Regions from separate parts of the Homo sapiens genome. Here region 1 is linked to region 2. Evidence: chromatin loops called from intact Hi-C (ENCODE). Cell type or tissue: GM12878. All regions are shown on one strand. Each heading gives the region's core, and the rest is flanking DNA. Links, peaks and the distances in the headings are about the cores only.

Region 1 (10,402 bases), core at 2,029-7,028, 76 kb after region 2:
GAATAAAGCAGGCAGAAGTTGGAAGAACTTGACTTGCTGAGTCTTTTGGTCTTCATCTTTCTCCCATACTGGATGCTTCCTGCCCTCAAACATCAGACTTCAAGTTCTTCAGCTTTTGGACTCCCGGACTTAGACCAGTGAGGCTCTCGGGCCTTTGGCCACAGACTGAAGGCTGTACTGTTGGCTTCCCTACATTTGAGATTTTGGGACTTGGACTAGCTTCTTTGCTCCTCAGCTTGCAGATGGCCTATTGTGAGACTTCACCTTGTCACTGTGTGAGTCAGTACTCGTTAATAAACTCCCCTCCATATATACATCTATCTTATTAGTTCTGTCCCCCTAGAAAACCCTGGCTAATACAGATGGGTTGGCTATATATTTGTGGGTATATTTCTGGGCTCTCTATTCTGTTCCATTGCTCTATTTGCCTATTCTTTTGCCAATGTCACACTGCCTTTATTAGTGTAGCTTTAAAGTATGTCTCGAAGCTGAGTAATGCCAGTCCTTCAAACTTTATTCTTGTTCAATAGTTAGCTATTCTGGCCTTTTGCTTCACTGTATAAACCTTTTTGTTTTGTGGTGGGCAGCGGAAGGGAGAGACACAGTTTCACACTGTGGCTCAAGTTGGAGTCTGTGGCGCAATCCCGGCTTGCTGCAACCTCTGCCTCCTGAGTTCGTGATTCTTGTGCCTCAGCCTCCTGAGTAGCTGGGATTACATGTGCGTGCCAATACACCCGGCTAATTTTTGTATTTTTAATAGAGACAGAGTTTTGCCATGTTGGCCAGATTGGTCTTGAACTCCTGACCTCAAGTGATCCACCCACCTCAGCCTCCCAAAGTGCTGGGATTACAGGCATGCACCATCACACCCAGCCATATTTCACTGTACAAACGTTAGAACCAGTTTGTTGATATCCACAAAATAACTTGCTAGGATCTTGACTGCATTTGCATTGAACCTATTGATCAAGTTGAGAAGAATTGACATCTTGATAATATTGTCTTATTTTCAATAGACTGGAATATCTTTCTATTCAATTCTTCTTTGATATCTTTCATCGGACTTTTTTCATCAGACTTTTGTAGTTTTCTGCATATAGAACCTCATATAAGGTTTACATTTGTAATCAACAAAAAGTTTATACAAGAAGATAAGTCATAAAACATATTTTGTAAGATTTATTCTTAAGTATTTTACTTTGTGGAGGGGTGCTAAATGTGTTTTTAATTTCAAATTCCACTTGTTCATTGATGGTATATAGAAAAGCAATAGACTTTTATATATTAACCTTGTAACCTGCAACATTGCTTGTTAGTTCCAGAAGATTTCTTTGTCAATTCTTTCAGAATTTCTACATGAATTTGGCCCTCTGTATCTGCAGGTTCCACATCCACAGATTCAAACGACAGTGTATAAAAAATATTCAGAAAACAATAATAAAATTAACAGTACAACAACAAAGATAATACGAATTAAAAAGCAATACAGTATAACAACTACTCAGAAAGCATTTACATGGTATTAGGCATTACAAGTAACCTAGAGATGATAAAGTATACAGGAAGATATGTGCAGGTTATATGCAAATACTATGTCATTTTATATAAGGGATTTGAGCATCTGTCAATTTTGGTTTGTGAGAGAGGTCCTGTAACCAATACCCCATGGATACCAAGGGATGACTGTAGATGATCATGTCATCTACAGAAAAAGATAGTTTAATTTCTTCCCAATCTTTTTGCCTTAATTTCCTTTCTCATCTTCTTGCATTAGCTAGGACTTCCAACACAATGTTGAGGAGCAGTGGTGAGAGAGGACATTATTGTCTTGTTTCTGATCTTAGCAGGAAAGTTTCGTTTCTCACCATTAAGTATGCTATTCACTGTAGGATTTGTATAAATATTTCCTCTTAAGTTCAGGATATTCTCCTCTATTCCTAGTTTACTGGCTCTTTTTTTCCATGAATGGGGGTTGGATTTTGTCAAATGCTTTTTCTGCATCTCTTGGTATAATCATGTGATTTTTCTGCTTTAGCCTGTTCATGTGGTAGATTAATTAATTTTTGAATGTTAAACCAATGTTGTATTCCTGAAATAAACCCCCTTGATCATGATGTTTTAGCTTTCTAGCTGTAATTGGATTTGATTGCTATAATTCTATAAGTATTTTTACATCTATATTCATACGAGATATTGGTGTATAGTTTTCTTTTCTTATAATGTCTTTGATATTGGCAATAGAGTAATGCTGGCCTAATAGAGTTAGTGAGAAAATATTTATTCTGCTTATATCTTCTGGAAGAGATTGCAGAGAATCGGTATAGTTTTTCCCTTAAATATTTGGTAGAATTCACCAGCGAACCCATCTGGACCTGATGCTTTTTGCTTTGGAATGTTATTAATTATTGATTAAATTTCTTTAATAGATATAGGTCTATTCAGATTGTCTATTTCTTCTTGTATGAGTTTTGGCAGATTGTGTCTTTCAAGGAATTGGTCCATTTTATCTAGGTTATTGAAGTTGTGGGCATAGAATTGCTTGTAATATTCATTCCTGTGTTATCCTTTTACTGTCTATAGGATCTGTAGTGATGTCACCTTTCAGTATTTGGGTTTTAAATGGATGAGTTGAACATTTCTTATTTTTCTGAAAAAAACAAGTTATTTTTCTTCTTATATGACCACAGTGGATTAACATTTAGAAACTGGTGGCCCTTATCTAATCAAACTAAAGAGCTTCTGCACAGCAAAAGAAACTATCATCAGAGTGAATAGGCAACCTGCAGAATGGGAGAACATTTTTGCAAGCTACCCATCTGACAAAGGTCTAATATCCAGAATCTACAAGGAACTCAAACAAATTTACAAGAAAAAACAAACAACCCCATCAAGAAGTGGGTGAACGATATGAACAGACACTTCTCAAAAGAAGACATTTATGCGGCCAACAAACATATGAAAAAAAGCTCATTATCACTGGTCATTAGAGAAATGCAAATCAAAATGACAATGTGATACAATCTCATGCCAGTCAGAATGGCAATTATTAAAAAGTCAGAAAACAACAGATGCTGCAAGGCTGTGGAGAAATAGGAATGCTTTTACAGTCTTGGTGGGAGTGTAAATTAGTTCAACCATTGTGGAAGACAGTGTGGCAATTCTTCAAGAATCTAGAACCAGAAATACCATTTGACCCAGCAGTCTCATTACTGGGTATATGCCCAAAGGATTATAAGTCATTCTACTGGATAAAGAAAATGTGGCACATATACACCATGGAATACTATGCAGCCATAAAAAAGAATGGGTTCATGTCCTTTGCAGGGACATGGATGAAAATGGAAGCCATCATTCTCAGCAAACTAACATAGGAACAGAAAACCAAACACCGCATGTTCTCACTCATAAGTGGGAGTTGAACAATGAGAACACATGAACACAGGGAGGGGAGCATCACACACCGGGGCCTGTTGGGGAGTTGGGGGCAGGGGCAAGGGGAGGGAGAGCATTAGGACAAATACCTAATGCATGTGGGGCTTAAAACCTAGATGACAGGTTGATAGGTACAGGAAACCACCATGGCACATGTATACCTATGTAACAAACCTGCACGTTCTGCACATGTATCCCAGAACTTAAAGTAAAATAAAAAATGAATAAATAAATAAAACAATTTAAAAAAGAAATTAGTGGCCCTTGATGAAAAAAGATAGGTTATGTACTTAAGCTTTCTAATTTTATTCATAATTTGATTTTGTTAACATTAGCTATAGTCTTCTTAATAAAGAACAATACAACTAAAATGCTCCTGTGAAAGGGCTACAGTAACCAAAACAGCATGGTACTGGTATAAAAACAGACACATAGACGAATGGAACAGAATAGAGAGCCCAGAAATAAGGCTGCACACCTGCAACCATCTGATCTTCAAAAAACCTCATAAAAATAAGCAATGGGGAAAGGGCTCTATAGTCACTAAATGGTGCTGGGATAACTGACATGTGTGGAATATTGAAACCAGACCCTTTCCTGATACCATATACAAAAATCAACTCATGATGGATTAAAGACTTAAATGTAAAACCCAAAACTATAAAAACTCTGGAGGACAATGAGGCAATACTATCCTGAACATAGGAACAGGCAAAGATTTCATGATAAAGACACCAAAAGGAATCACAACAAAGGCAAAAATTGACAAGTGGGATCTAATTAAACTTAAAAGCTTCTGCACAGAAAAAAAAAACTATCAACAGAGTAAACAGACAACCTATAGAATGGGAGAAAATATTCACAAACTATGCATCTGACAAAGGTCTAACAGCCAGCATCTATAAGGAAGTTAAACAAATTAACAAGAAATAACAACCCCATTAAAAGGGGTCAAGGAACATAAACAGACATTTTCAAGAGAAGACATACATGCAACCAATAAGCATATGAAAAAAAAAGCTCAATATCACTGATCATTAGAGAAATGCAGATCAAAACCACAATGAGGTACCATTTCACACCGTTCCAAATGGCTATTGTTAAAAACTAAAAAAATAACAGAGGCTGGCAAGGTCAAGGAGAAAAGGAAACACTTATACACATTGGTGGGAGTGTTAATTAGCATAACCATTGTGGAAAGTGATATGATGATTCCTTAAAGAGCTAAAAACAGAACTACCATTCAACCCAGCAATCCCATTACTGGGTATGTATCCAGAGGAATATGAATCATTCTACCATAAAGACACATGGATGAGAATGTTCATTGCAGCACTATTCACAATAGCAAAGACACAGAATCAACCTAAATGCCCATCAATGACGGACTGAATAAAGAAAATGTGGTACATATACACCATGGAATACTATCAAGCCATAAGAAGAATGACATTGTATCTTTTACAGGAACACGAATGGAGCTGGAGACCATTATCCTTAGCAAACTAACACAGGAACAGAAAACCAAATACCTCATGTTCTCCCTAATAAGTGGGAGCTAAATGATGAGAACATACAGATGTAAAGAAGGAAACAAAAGACACTGGGGTCTACTTGAAGTTGGAGGTTGGGAGGAGGGAGAAAATCAGAAAAAGGAACTATTGGGTACTGGGTTTAATACCTGGGTGACAAAACAATCTGTACAATAAACCCCTGTGACACAAGTTTACCTATACAGCAAACCTGCACATGTACCTCCGAACCTAAAATAAAAGTTAAAAAAATAAATAAATGAAATGCTCCTGTAGAAAAGAATCCATTCTGTTAATGTGTTTCTTTAAGAAAAGAAACTGCTTTAAAATATATGGAATTCCCCAGAGTTCATTAAATTTTATACTACACATCTATCATTCTAGTTGACAGTTTTCTCACTTCTGCTTTTTATCAAGAGAGAATTCAAGAATTGAGTATAAACTCCTCTCATTTAACAAGCAAAAAAACCACCCTTCTTGGAAATTTTGGTCATTCCCATAACAATATGCTTTGAAGAATTTTTTTTTCCAAGAAAGTCTTTCCATGACACCTATCACACAGAATTAATGAATTTGTGCCAGCATCTAACACTTTATCATACATTTTTATGTTATGATAAATGTATTAAATATCTAACAAGCAATTATGATAAATGCCTATACATGTATTAAAATATTAGCCATACTTCCCACTACAAGAAAAAATATGACTTCATTTTTTTCAATTTTTTGGCATCTCATCCAAGTATATAAATTTTTGTTTACCAATAAGTAGCTCAGAATATTTTGAACACCCTTATAAGACATTCTTTCAAGGTATTCCTTTTGAGAAATCCAAAAAAGAGCAAAACAGAGTTCTATTTCTTGGCATTATAAATCCTCATGTCCATTTTGCATAATAAATTATTAAGTTTCAACCAAACAAGCAACCAATAAAACAATTGTTCAGATACATAACTAGAAACAAAATAATTTTTGTCTCTCATTTATTTTGCAACTTTTTTTGATAGCATTGATATTTAATTCATGCATATTTTTAAAAACATTTATTAATCAATTTCTTAAGATCAAAAATATATCTTTGACCGAATTTTTTTTTGTTACTGAAGTTTTGTTTTTGTGAACTGTGTTTGGGGTTCAATAAGATATTTAACATTTTTAACTTTCTTAATTAATTTCTTTATGTTAGCACCAGGGATTTATGGTGTTTCTTCAGACCTCTGTTTATTTGTGCATAATTCACAATGACAATGCTATGGAGCAGTGAGTGACCAAGGTGGGCCCATAGGCATGGAGAAATTATGGATGTCAAACCCTGGGCAGACTTCCTCCCTGGTCAGGGCTAGTGGAGAGGGAATGGGTTTCCTTGTTCCTTTCTGGCATGGAGTAAATCCCAAGCAAACAGAAGCCTAGGGGAAAAGGGAAGTTGGTGGTCTAGAACCAGCCTTATTTGCTCTTTTCTTTCCCTCTTCTCTTCCTCTCTCCCTTTCTCTCTTCTCTTGCTATTTCAGTTTAGACTCCTTTACATACTCAGAACAGAAATTTGCTCATATTAGTTCCCATAATGATTTAATGTTAAAATCCAGAGATTTTACCTCAGTATGGTGGCATGTGCCTGTGGTCTCAGCTACTCAGGAGGCTGAGGCTGGAGAATTGCTTGAGCCATGGAGTTGCAGGTTGCAGTGAGCTGAGATCAGGCCACTGCACTCCAGCCTGGGCGACAGAGTGAGACCCTGACTCAAAAAGAAGAAGAAGGGAAAAAAAAAAAAAAAAGGCCAGCTGCAGTGGCTCAAATCTGTAATAGAAGCACTTTGAGAGGCTGAGGCAGGCAGATCCCTTGAGTCCAGGAGACCAGCCTGGGCAACATGGCAAAACTCCACCTCTACAAAAAATTCAAAACTTAGCTGGGTGTGGTGGCGTGTGTCTGTAGTCCCAGCTAGTTAGCAGGCTGAAGCAGGAGGATCACTCCAGCCTGTGAGGTCAAGGCTGCAGTGAGCCAAGATGGCTCACTGCACTCCAGCCTGGGTGACAAAGTGAGACACTGTCAAAAAAAAAAAATCACCCCCCAAAACAAAACAGATTTTGCAGGAACCCACCCAAGAAAAAGTGTTAGGAACAACAGAAGATTCTCTCTCTCTCTCTCTCTCTCTCTCTCTCTCTGTCTCTCATATGACCTTTCTCTCATGACATCTTTGTTTTTCTGTGTGCATTTGCTCAATTCGCATCTATTAACTAACTTCTTCTTCCTATAATTTCCATTTCCACCATGCCTCTATATCCTGACTCTACATCATACCTTCAACTCCAGTTGTCTTTTCTAATTCACTCAGTTTCTCATTCCCCAACTCCAAAATACCAATAAATAAATCTGATTGGCTCAGCTGGTCTTTTCAAGCCAGGCCATTGATGGTCCTAATCCACTCAGGCTGAGGGATAGGATCACATGGATACAGAAAGGGCTATGAGCAGGGCAGGCAATGATCAATATCTCAGTATAGTCTTCTATTTTTCTCTCATTTCTTTTTTCAAATAGCTACTGAATACCCACCACGTACCCATTACTATTCTAGCCTCAGTCTCTACTTTCAAGAAGCTAATCATCCAGGAGAGGAAAGGAAGATGGGGATTCCAGAGAGACTTCTCAGGTAAGATGATGCCTGAACAATGTCTAAAAGAATAAGTAAGAGTCACCTCAGTGATGGGAGTAGGAGGTTGGCAAAGATGAAGAGGAAGAACACAGAGGATTCCTGGCAGATGGAGCCATTTGTAGAAAGGAACAGAGGTTAGAAATTCACTGTAAATCCCTGGGACTGCAGGTGGTTCAGCAATGCTAGGGGCCTGGCAAGAAATAGGCTGAAGAGGTAGGTGAGGGAAGATCATAAAGTGTCTTGCAGCCCCCAAGTTTGGAGGACAATGTGACCACTAAATAATTTTCAGTAAGGCAGTAATACAATTGGATTTTTGTTTTATAAAGATCTCTCTGGTAGCAGTGTTGGCAGTGGATTGGACGGGTACTACTGAAGTCTAAGAAATGAATTAGAAGATCACTCTAGGCTTCAAGGTAAGAAATGACGTGAGGATTGGAATTAAGGCATGCCATCGGAATGGAGAAGAGATGGACTTGAGAAGTCCTAAGGAAAGAGAATCAATGCATACAAACTCAAGATGTGAAAGGAAGAGTGACTAGAGGTCTGGTGGCTTTACCCCCTTGAATACTTTCTAAGCCCACCCCCAACACAAGTACTAGTCAAATACCTACTTCTTCTTCCCTATGTCTTACCATTGGTGTGCACAAGCAGATGAGAAGAAGCTGGGAGAGGTTACGGCTTCATTTTTAGCATCTAGGGAGCACTGTTTTACAAACTTGCTAACCCTCCTTACAAAACCTTATCCATTTGTATTCCTCAAATCTGTTTACCGTTGGACCTGTCTTCCAGTCCATTCTTCCAAGCCCTATTTTCCTTCCTTGGCTGCTCTGCTCTTTCACATTCCCTTGACTGATATTGTCCAGAAATCCCTAACATTCACTCACTCGCACATTCAGTCAACATTTGTTAATTTCCTACTATAGACAAAGAGAAGAGAGTGATCAAAGAGCAACCCCTCCATGACACCCAAGCACTTTCTGTAGCTTTGAGGCAGAAGAGCAGGGTAGAAAAATATAACTACAGTGGGATTAGCAAAAAATGAGCCCATCAGCAAGGCTTTAATGAACTCAGTGTGAGCCCAAACTCTGCAAGAATCAGAGAAGGCTCCACACAGATTTATAGATTTCACTGTCTATGGTCAACAGCAAAGGTAGGGACACATGTAACTTGGGCTATTTTCTTTTGGAGGTCCCTCTGGCCCATCTCACCTGCATGATCTCCTAGATGTGCTTTCACTTGCCAGCATGCAAGCAGCAAAACAATAATTTTATTTTAAAATAATTATATTTTAAACAGTAAATATTTAATATTAAACAGTAAATATATATGAAACAGTAAATATTTAAAATAATTAGTGTTTAGGGCTAGAAAAGTGGAATTTAGAGGGTCATTAGCAGTTATCCTCCTGCCTAGAAGTGTAGCTTAATCTCCAGCCTTAATGACTCCCTGCCAACTGATTTGTCTCTAGTATAACTAACCACAAAGGATGAGAAGAGAGAAAGAATTGGAAAGGGATCCTTATTCTGAGTTTTAGCATATACTGGCCTCAAGAGCCACATTCAACACTGGAATTAAGCTACATTCCTCTTTCTCGTCAGGCACTTCATTCACCACAAATGAACAAAATATTTCTGGTTCGTTTCTGGAAAGGAAGTGAAACTGTGAATTCAGGTTACCCAACAGGGAAGGCACAGTAGGAAGAACAATAGCTGAGCACATCAGTACCAGCTTCATAGAGACCAGCAAGCAAGATGGGGTGGGACAGAGGATCAGTACATCTAATGGTCTGATATAATGCTTCATGGTTTCACAGAAGCGCAGTTGGGAACAATTTAACATGGTTCGTGACAGCCAAGAAACACTTGTTTGTCTGAAAATCCTAGACTGCTGACATCAGGGCCCAGGGGATTCCTATTGGGCTGAGGCAATGCAAAGACTACAAAAAAGGCAAAGCTGTAAATCATGCCCTAGAGGTCAAAACACTTACACAAGGTTACACATGGAATTCTTGCAGCCAACCAAATTGGACTTTCTTTGAAGCTAGGTAAACAATCTTTGTCTTGGCTGCTATGTCACAGCCATATAAGATGGCAAAATACAGCTGCAAAAAGGCTTTCAGCAGTTTCACCTAGTTTACCTTCTATGTCTAACACCCAGTAGACCAGAAGATTCCCCTGACGAGACTGTTTCCTTGGAGCATGATCCTTCGTGTTCTCACACTGTCCTTTCCCCATTTCTTTAGTCAGTTGTATGGGATGCACAAACATTTTACTACCTGTAAAGCACGTGAGTTACAGCCTCATGAGTTTGGAGCGATACATTATTTTTGGCATAAGTCGACAAATGTGATGGCATTTTATGGCAGTTTCATAGGCCCTTTCCTAATTTCTGTGTACTTGCATCTTCCTTGAAAATCAGAACCAATTCTCCCAGCCTCCTTATTAATAGGAAAGCGAAATTTCTTCTCTTTGAGCTACAGGTTCACCCCCATTTCCAGGTCATATTCATTTCATTGCTTAAATCTATTTCAACTGTAACTTTTTGTTACAGTTTAACAATTTGTTAAATTGTTAAACTTTTTAACAACGTTTATCAACTTTGTTCATAAAATTATCACCAATTACATATCCCTGGTTCAGAGGCTCAAAGTTATTTATGTTGTAACTACTTCTTCATGTTTTGAAACCTTCTCTAAAAACTCTCAAGTTTGCTTTCAATTTTTCCAATGATTTTTTTCTAACTCCTAGGATCTCCTCAGTCCCCAGGGAGCTCACACTCCAAGGCCCACAT
Region 2 (10,052 bases), core at 1-5,000:
AAGTCACATGACACACCAATTTCAAAAAGCAAGGAAGTGCAATTCTACCATGTGTTCAGAAAGTGGAGAAACAGAAATAAACAACATATAAGAGTGCCATAATCTGCCCTTCTGGCTACTAAATATTCAGTTTGTCTTCCTTCCTACATGTAAAATACAGTCACCCCAAGGAAAAGAACTCAGAATAGATCTGAGACTTTGGAAGGCTCAGTAACATGTAGGTGGAGAAGATATTCAGGGGACAACCAGAGACATGAGGTCTGGAGTTTAGTAGATAATTTAAGGCTAAAGATTTAAATGTGAGAGTCATCAGCAAAAAAAAAAATGGCGATTAAAACAATAGGAATTGATTCGTTTTCCCAGGGAAATTTTGTAGCTTGAGTCCAGGACCAAGGACAGTAGCCTAGAGATCAACATTTGATTGTAAGGTGAGAGGATATGCAAAATAAAACAAACAAACAAACAAACAAACAAAAAAATCCATCTCACTGAAAAGGAGTGGTGAAGCTGGTAGAAAGTGCATCAGTAGGCCAGGCACAGTGTATCACTCCTGTAATCCTCGCACTTTAGGACACCAAGGTGGGAGGATTGCTTGAGCTCAGGAGTTCAAGACCAACCTGGGCAACATAATGAGAGCTCATCTCCACAAAACAAAATTAAAAAAATTAGCCAGGCATGGTGGTTCATGCCTGTAGTCCAAGCTACTCAGGGAGCTGAGGCCAGAGGATCACTTGAGCCTGGGAAGTTGGGGCTGCAGTGGGGTGACAAAACAAGACTGGAAGGAAAGAAAGAGAGAAAGAGAGAGAGAGAAGGAAGGAGGGAAGGAAGGAGGAGAGAAAGAGAGGAGAAAGAGGAGAAAGAGAGAAAAGAGGAAAGGAGGAGGAGGAGAAGAAGAAGAAGAGGAAGAAGAAGAGGAAGAGGAAGAAGAGGAAGAAGAAAAGAAGAAGAGGAAGAAGAGGAATAAGAAGAAGAGAAAGAGAGTGTTTCAGTAAAGCAAGGTGCGAAAGTGCTTTAGTAAAGCAGGTGTGGTGGAAACATGGGATGAAAGAACTCCAATAAGGCAGAAGAGGTCCAACGCAGTCAGGGCTACCAAGAGGTCACATAAGATAAGGACAAGTGTTAATTGGATTTGGCAATATAACCGCTTTAAGGGGTTATAAGTGAATTTAGAACAATATCGTTTGACTGTATAGGGACAGAACCTTTTTTTTTTTTTTTTTTTTTTTTTTACAGCAAGTTGAGTTGTAGATTAGAGGTGAAGAAGAAATCAAAACAGTGAGTTGAGCTACTCTTTTGAGAGGAAAAATAGAGGGAGAGTGCTGGGTCCATAAAGGGATCTTGGTTTTAGGGTGCAGACAAAAGTATGTTTAGAAAATGAGGAGAGGAGGCAGGAGAGGAGATGCTTCTGAAGAGACAGGGGCTGGATGATGGTTCATGGTCCCCAAAGAGGAAGGAAAAAATGAGATCAATAGCCCTGAAGAAAATCCTCATAAGAATGGAGTGTGTGAATCAGTGACGACAATAATCCAGGTCTGGGAACTCCCAGGAAACAAGTTTAATTAAGGTGACTAGTTCTGGCATGGAGAAGGAGGGATCTACTGTAGTGATGAGACTTGAATCTGAGAAAATATCGGTTGTCTTAAAATTGTGAAAAGAAATGCATTACTAGAAAAAAAGGAGAACCAATTAATAAAAATATGGCAAGATTTTTACTTGACCAAATTTAAGTAAACTGAGAAACAGAAATATGAATTATTAGAAAGATCCTAAACCTACCATTTATACGTTAATTTAATGTATGCTACCTATTTATACAGATCTTGAAGATGATTTTCATGAGGCCAAGATCAATATGCTATTTTTCTTTTAGTTTTTTTTTTTTTGCATGTTTATCATTTCCATCAAAGATGGAATTTCTTAGCTAAATCATTAAGGAGGATATTAACTATAAGCTGTGCCTAAAGAAGAGAAAACCAGTACAATTTTCAGGGACATTATATTTATTTTAGAACATAGATATGTACTTCTTATCCAAGCTGTATGCAATATGAGGACGTAAAGCTCTATAAAATAAATATAAAGAGATACAGAATCATAAAATAACATAATCTGAGGTATAACTTAACTCATTTTACAGTTTAAATTTACTTTAGAATTGTATACTGAGTTCCACTTGTACATTTTTAAAATGTATTTTATGTTAACATATCAACACACTTTTCATAACACACCAATGAGGTGGATCAAACTTAATAGTCCATTAGGACAAGCATTTTTTAAAACTTCATTTATTTAACAAGTACTATTGAATACCTACTATGTGCCAGGCACGATTTTAGGATCTTGGGATATGTTAAATGCACAAAACTGACAAAATTCTTATATTTTTGTGTAGCTGCCTTCTAACAGACATCTGTGCCACCAAACTTTGTATTTTACTAAGAGAAAATATTATAAATTTACCTTATACCTGGGGCTTGCGGGCCTAACACTCTTTTTTTATTTTTATTTTTTAATTTATTATTTATTTATTTATTTATTTTTTAATCTTTGGCTCTTTGCATTACTATAAGATGTGAGAAAGGAAGTATACTCTGGCGAAAGGGTGCTAAATGATGGTCCCTGAGGAGGAAAAAGAGAAGTCAAGATCACATTTAAAACATTCATATGAGCTTCTGTATAGCCAGAGAACAGTAACCAATTAAAAGAAAAATTGGAGCTTGAACTGGGCTCCCACTTTGAATGTAACCTGGTGTTTCCCCACCCTTTTTGATGACCTCAGCCCAAATATGACTGATTCTCCACTTAGAAAGTAAGGTGAAAAACAGAAGTGTGAAGGAATGAGAGGAATATAATGACTCACAGCTGCTGTTGCCACCATGTGCCTCCTAAGTAATGTCAGATTTGCTTATAACAAGAGCAGAGCTAGTCTCAGTTCATACACATCTCCTCTTATTCATGATCTTATGAATATTATTTAAGGAAAACTAGTATCTGCTTAATTAGCTGGACTCCTTTTTAAAAAGTTGTACATACAAAATTTGCTGTTTTCCAGGCAAATTATTTAGTTGTGTCTGAATGCCAGCTGTCAAATTTATTAACATTTTTGGTATTCTATTTCAATTATGGCATTATGTTTTCACACAGAAAAGCTGTGGAAAAATTAAATAGAAAACCCTAAACATAATGCGTATGGGGGATCTTTTTGGGGTGATGGAAATCTTCTAAAATTGGATTGTGTTGATGGATGCACAATTCTGTAAATTTACTAAATGTCATTCCTTGTACAGTTAAACTGGGTGATCTTTATCATATGCAAAGTGCAGTTCAGTATAAAAACCTTAGATATGACAATGAAGGATTGATTCTTAACTGCACTCAGTCTGGGCTTGTAGAACTAAACACCACAGTCAAAATCAAGCCTACTTTAAATTTTCCTGATTTGCAGGTTTTTAAAACACATATTTTTGGTAGAGAAAGTGATTGTCATAATATCTCTTATAACTTTAGAATTTGTTTTAAAACTTACATTGTGTTTACAGTTCTCTGGGCAGTTCTAGGTAGTTTTGCTACAGTGCAGTATTCTGAAAATTCCACTTGAATGCTCTGATTCGTGGTGATCAGAACAAGTTCTTTAGAAAAAATTGCACCAGGTCTGCAGTAAGGACCTAGGCTGTCAAGCTATGGAGTGGGTTATTTACTGCCAAGTCTTTTCCAGAAAAGTCTCCACTATTGCTGATTCATCAAAACCCAGGACCTCACACTGGGGCCACTATAAAAAGAGGTTTGTGTCACTGTAACTTGAAGTTGAGCTAAAGAGAAGCAAGGGAGCTCAAGTGACTAGGAATTTCATTTAGGATTGTTAGAACAATAAACACATGAATATGTCCTAAACTAACTAGTAAGCTGAATATTCTCTATTTTTTTTCCTTACAAATGGATTAGAACTTTTTTGGTCAACACTTCATGCCAATAAAATCTCATTTGAGATAGTTGATTTAATATAATTCTTTTTTCAGTTTAAGTAAGGTTCAGATCCTTGGTGAAAGGTGGCATTTCCAAGCTTCAGGCATTTGAGAATCTTCCCAGGTTTAAGATAAAGATAACAGTTGTGGTAAAAACTGACTTAGAACTGAGCAGAGCTAGTGTGTGTTGTTTTAAACCAGGAAGGTGCTCACAGATGGCTCAGAGAGAGATTTAGCAAGTCTGTGCTAATCACACTCATACATGGGAATATCTCCACTGAAAACAGCCAGATTTCACTGTGCTTCTCATGTAACTTTCCTATGTAGTTAATAACAGAAATAAAGTAGTTAATGTATTTACTTAGTAAAATACTTAATGCCTTAAAATAGTTCATGTTTCTTATTATTAGTTACAACTGAATATTTAATAAAACCACAATGAGAGCTCATGAGAAGTGGTTTCAATTCAAACTATATTGAAGACACAAAATATTTGCAAAGTTTAGCTTTGGCCAAATAAACTATCGTGGGTTCTTGATGGCTTCACTTCTAGACATTTTAAAATTTCTGTGTTAACCCCAAATAGATTAATTTATCATACCTAATAAATTATGTAAAATAAAAATACAGTGTATAAACAGGTACCATCAGACATAAAAAGAGATTTATCTGTTCCATTATAAACTATTTTTTACAATGTTTTACCACATTTGACACTTAATGTTAAATGTTCATTAACTACACAAATTTAATATCTTGTATTATTAAATATCATTGGCCAAAATATGACAAACATCAAAATTTATTTTAAAATTTCTTTCAGAATAGAACATAAAATGTTTCAATGAGAGGTGATTCAGGAAAGAAAACTAAATTCAATTAACAAATATTTATTGATCAGTCATTATGAGCCAGGCCCGAGATTAAGCTTTGAGCATACAGTATAGAATAAGACTAACATGTTTTCCAGCTCTCACAGTGTTTACATTCTAGTTGGGAAATAGAAAATAAACAAATACATTAAGGAGGTAATTGCAGGTTTGCAAGACTTCTATAGACAGAATTAGAAGAGTGATTTAATAGAAAACAATTGCAGGAGGCATCTTTTAAACAAGGTGGTCAGAGAAGGCCCCAGAAGAGATGACATTTAAACTGAGACCTGAAGGAAAAATGACAGAGGATCATTTTCTAAATTAGCTGTAAATTAACAAAATCATAGCAGAAAATATCTCCCAGCCCTAGTTGGCTCATACTATTAGTAGTAGAGCAGACAGCTGGTATGTGGGTTGTTCCAGAGAAAGAAGGCCATATTGGATAATATATTTCTGTATTTGTTTCTAACTTTTATTAATTACTCAGATTAGATAATTACTTGGCTTATAGAATGAAATTTTTATTTTTAAAATCTATAAATGACCCCAGTTTAATGAGAGAGACAAATTTTAACTGGAAGTATTAAGTTTAAATGGTAGGATACTATAATGTCAGCAATGACAAGTGTGTGATAATTTAAGTAAGGAAAAAAAATGGAGTAGTATGAGATTGAATAGAACTGACTTTTCGTTATTACTGAATGAAATATGTATGAGAACTTACAGACAACTACAAACTAAAATTAGCTACCAATGAAGATTTTAAAAAATGAAAGTACAAATTTTTAATGCTGTTAGGCATTTATTATATTAATTGACCGAAGGAAAATGGGCAAATATGATCTTCATAAAACTCCGAATTTTTATTATCCCATGATAGTCTTAGTTATTGCAATGAGACATTCCAGTTTTTGTAATTGTCAAAGACTTTACTGATTACTCATCCCATAGCTACTCCCCACCCCACCCTTATTCTTACTAAAAGAACAGCAATTTTGTGCAGATATCAGGAAGTGGAGTGCTTTTGGAAAAGCTGGGTCCTTCCTCAGCCACAAAGAGAGAATCATGATTTGTCTAAGCCAATCACGATAACCTCATTTCCCTTACCAGTGATTAATTTGAGCAGTCATATGATACAATACTGACCAAGGATACTTGAAAAGGAGCCAGTGTTAAGGTGCACCATGCTTCTGGGAAAAGTCTTTCTTACAGCCTAAGAGAAAGACTCCACTCGAGAAGTACAACTACCCCATGTTGCATTTACTTTTGATGTCAGGATTTGGAGCTCATGGAAGGAGCCAGTTTACATGAGCCAAGTTGCTGAAACTAGCAGATTGGAAGGATGTAAAGATCCTGGGAGTATTTTGATGCTGTCACACCTACGGAATAGCCATCTGTGGAAATATCCAACATCTGGACTTCTTGTTATATGAGAATATAAATTTGCTTATTTTAATTTTAGCCTCTTTTAGGTAAGTTTTAGTCATATGCAGGTGCATGGATCCTTATTCAGTGACTAGCTCCTGGTCTCAGATATTATTCAATGGATTAACTGGACATACTCTCTTGCAATCCAAATATGCAGTAGATTTCGTGTTTCAGCATAGATAGGACAAACTACCTTTCCCAGCAATTAGATGGGTTTTTCACAATGCCATGTTCTTTGTGTACATAACTACAAGTTATTATAATTATATCATTGGTCCTTAAAATCTTCCAGAGAAAATGTTATTTAGTAGTTATCTCCTTTGAAAGGCTAAGTTGAAATTTACCAAGCAAGGTGTTATCTAAGATAGTGGTCCTCAAACTTTTGGTCTTGGGAACCCTTTAAATTCTTACAAGTTACTGAAGATAATTAGTTCAAAACAAAAAGCTAAAACAAAAATTATTAAGGACCCCACAAACCTCAGGTTTATGTGGATTATATCTATCAATATTTACTGTATTAAAATTAAAACAAAAATTTGTATATATATATATATTCCTTTAAAATAACAAACATCTCTTGCATATTAACATAAAATATGTATTTTTTAAATTCCTGTATTTTCCCACAACTAATTTCTTTGAAAATCTCTATAAATTTTTGCCTAATATGAGGTGAGTGGTTTCTCATGTCTGCTCTACATTGTTTGTTACCGTATGTTGTCTTGGTTGAAGTACATGGAGAAAACACAGTGTCAAACAGACGAGTTTGGAAAAGGAAGGATTTTGTGGACCTCTTAACTGCATTTTCTGGAGATTCCCCTAGAATTCCGCATACTTCTTAAATCACTGATCTAAGGTAACATAGTCAGACTACAATGATAAGACTTTGAAAAGTCATGTTGATTTGTTTTTTATCATCAGCTAGTTACAAGATAATACTGACAGATTAGGAGAGTTAGATCTAATTCTCCAGCTTCTCAGGAAAATTTCACTTTCCATAATCAAAGTGAATATAGCTGGCTCATTCTATTAGCCAACCAAATCTTTCTTACCTCTAAAACTGTATTAAAGCAAATTTTAAAGACTGAAGTGAGATGATATGAGCTCAGAATTACTTGTGGGATACTATATCTGGTAGGTTGTGCTATCCAGTAATTCTGGGGTATTCATGCTGAGTACATGGTAGGATTTCACTGTCTGCCCCTTGAAGTTAGATATGACCATGTGACTTTAGTCAATGAAATATGAGTGGAAGTGATGTGTCTGATTTCTCAATGGAAACCTTAAGAACCAGTGGGCAAGTTGTCATGTTCTCTTCCTTCTTGAAGGAAAAGATTCCACTGGCCTGAACATGGAAGATATGGAACAGAGCTTCCTGCTCACCTGAAGTTAAACCTTTGTTGTTTTAAACAGGCCATGTGACGTCAATCAATGAAATATGAATGGAAGTGATGTGTCTCATTTCTGAATGGAAATCTTAAGACCCAATGGGCAATTTGTCATGTTCTCTTCTTCCTTGAGGGAAGAGATTCCATTGGCCTGAAAATGGAAGATAGGGAACAGAGGTTCCTGCTCACTTGAAGTAAACCTTTCTTGTTTTAAACAGTGAGATTTTGGAGTTGTTATTGTGGTATAACTCAGCCTGTACTTTATGATTCACCTTACTTTATGATCTATTAATGAAGAGTTCTATAGAAGCAATGATATAATAAAAAATTGTCTTTATACTTTCAACCAGTTAGAAGATCAGATAGTGATTATATTGTTTTTGACCAAAGATTTATAGGGAAAGAAATATATTGAATTTGCTCTTTGTAGCAATTTATAATTCTCAAAACAGTACCAAACAGAGATGAATTTCTAATATTGTTGCAGGTAACATTTTGAAATTGTTTTTCCAAAAAGAAACTTTGTTCATTCTAAAAATGTTCATCAACTGAAACTATGTGAAGACTGCTAGGTTCTAGGAAGATACATTGATGGCCTCCACCCTCATGGAGTGAACCAACTCCCAAAAATGTCATTGGGGTTAGGAGTCTAAGTGAGACCTTAGTCCTCCCCTTTTTTTTCTTGAAAAACCATCTGTTTTGTTATATATAATAGAAACTCAAATTCATGGTGACTTATACAAAATAAAAGTTAATTTTTCTCTCATATAAAATAGTCTACCAGGTAGACATTCCAGGGTTGGTATAATAGCTCTTTTTTAATCAAGTTCTTCTGTCTCTCTGCTTCACCATCCCTAGGGTATGGACCTTGCCTGTGTTGCCCAAGATAACTGCTAGAGATCCAGGCATCACATTTATACTCCAGGTGATAATATAGTAGCAGAAAAAAAGAAAGGTAAAAGGGCTTGTGCCTGATGTCTTTTAAGGAGGTGTCTTGGAAGTTGCCATGTTACTTTTCTGTTTGGTCTCCTTTGTCAGAATTTAGCAATTTAGCCACACCTAGCTGCAAGGGAAGCTGTCAAATATAGCCTTCATTGTGAGCAAACTTATCTCTACCTAAAAATCAGGGTGGTCATTACCAAGGAAGAGTTAAAGAATGAATATTGGAGTGGCAAATAGCAGATTCTGCCACATTGTTGTATAGAAGATATTACTTAAAACTACTTGCAAGAAGTTTTATTGGAAGAATAATTTAAAAAAAAAATTGGTTCCCTACCTTCATACTTACAGACTTAGTGGAATCTGGGAGTCTAGAGCTATTTGCCTTTGTTCATAGCACTGAGCATAGTTTGAGCAAGTTTTCTCAAGCACTGAGCAAGGTTTCTTTAAGTTTGGAAATATGAGATAACAGGATAAATTGATCCACTGTGGTCACCTGAATCATCTAATGCCACCTGGAGAAGATTATATTTGAGAGGCAATCTTTTGGCCATGGCATTTTTTTAACTTTTAATATTGTGTAATTTCAAACTTATGAAAAGATTACAAAGACTCCTATATGTCATTTGCCCAGGTTCACCAATTATTAAACATTTTGCCCTGCTTGATTTCTTGTCCTATCTCTATATATACACATACATATTTTTCTCAACTATTTGAGAGTAAGTTGCAGACATCATGCCCCTTTATCCCTAAATATTTCAGTATGTTTATGCCAAAATCAACAACAATCTCTCATAACCACAACACAATTGATAAAATCAGGAAATTCTACATTGATACAATAACTATTATCTAATCCCCCTAGTCAGTATTCAAATATCATCAATTGCTCCAATAATGTCTTTTATACCTCTTTTCTTTTCCTAGCCCAGGATTCAATCCAGGATCATGCACTGAATTTAATTTGCATGTTTCTTTAGTTTCCCTTTGTCTGTGACAGCTTCTCAGCCTTTCTTTGTCTTACATAACCTCAGCATTTTAAAGAGTACTGCCCAATTATTTTGTAGAATATTCTACAATTTGAGTAAATCTGATGTTTTTTTCATGATTAATTCAAGTTATGCAAATTTGGGAGGAATAAGTCAGCTGTGACATTGTATCTTTTTCAATGCATCCCAACAGGTGGCACATACTGTGGCTTTGTCCTACTATTGTGATATGAACTTTATTCACTTGCTTAAGTTAGTGTCTGTCAAGTTTCTCCATTGTGAAGTTATTTTCCCTTTTTAATTAATAAGTAGTTATAGGAAGATATTTTGAAACTTTATAGCTACCTGTTTCTCATTAAACTTTTACCACTAGTTTTAGCATCCATTGATGATTCTTGCCTAAATTTATTACTATGATGATTGTTTCAAAATTATGACTTTCTAGCTCCATCATTCATCCTGAATTCA

What was found. A loop is a pair of places that touch in the nucleus more often than their neighbours do. Peaks named below come from ENCODE experiments on the same cell type or tissue, not always from the same donor. Only the 100,000 strongest peaks of a DNase experiment are listed, where the experiment ranks them.
Region 1: a loop joins it to region 2, with 2.9 times the contacts of the local background. A loop is called at or near these places in 1 of 110 quality-filtered maps.

The regions. Positions count from the first base shown.
Region 1 is chr6:83,766,104-83,776,505 of GRCh38, reverse strand. No RefSeq gene overlaps it. Among named protein-coding and RNA genes, the nearest start is that of SNAP91, 62 kb to the right of the region's middle. In GM12878, for the core only: no CTCF peak of the experiment used is centred there; no DNase peak of the experiment used is centred there.
Region 2 is chr6:83,840,157-83,850,208 of GRCh38, reverse strand. No RefSeq gene overlaps it. Among named protein-coding and RNA genes, the nearest start is that of RIPPLY2, 8.2 kb to the left of the region's middle. In GM12878, for the core only: no CTCF peak of the experiment used is centred there; a DNase peak (open chromatin) is centred at 2,768.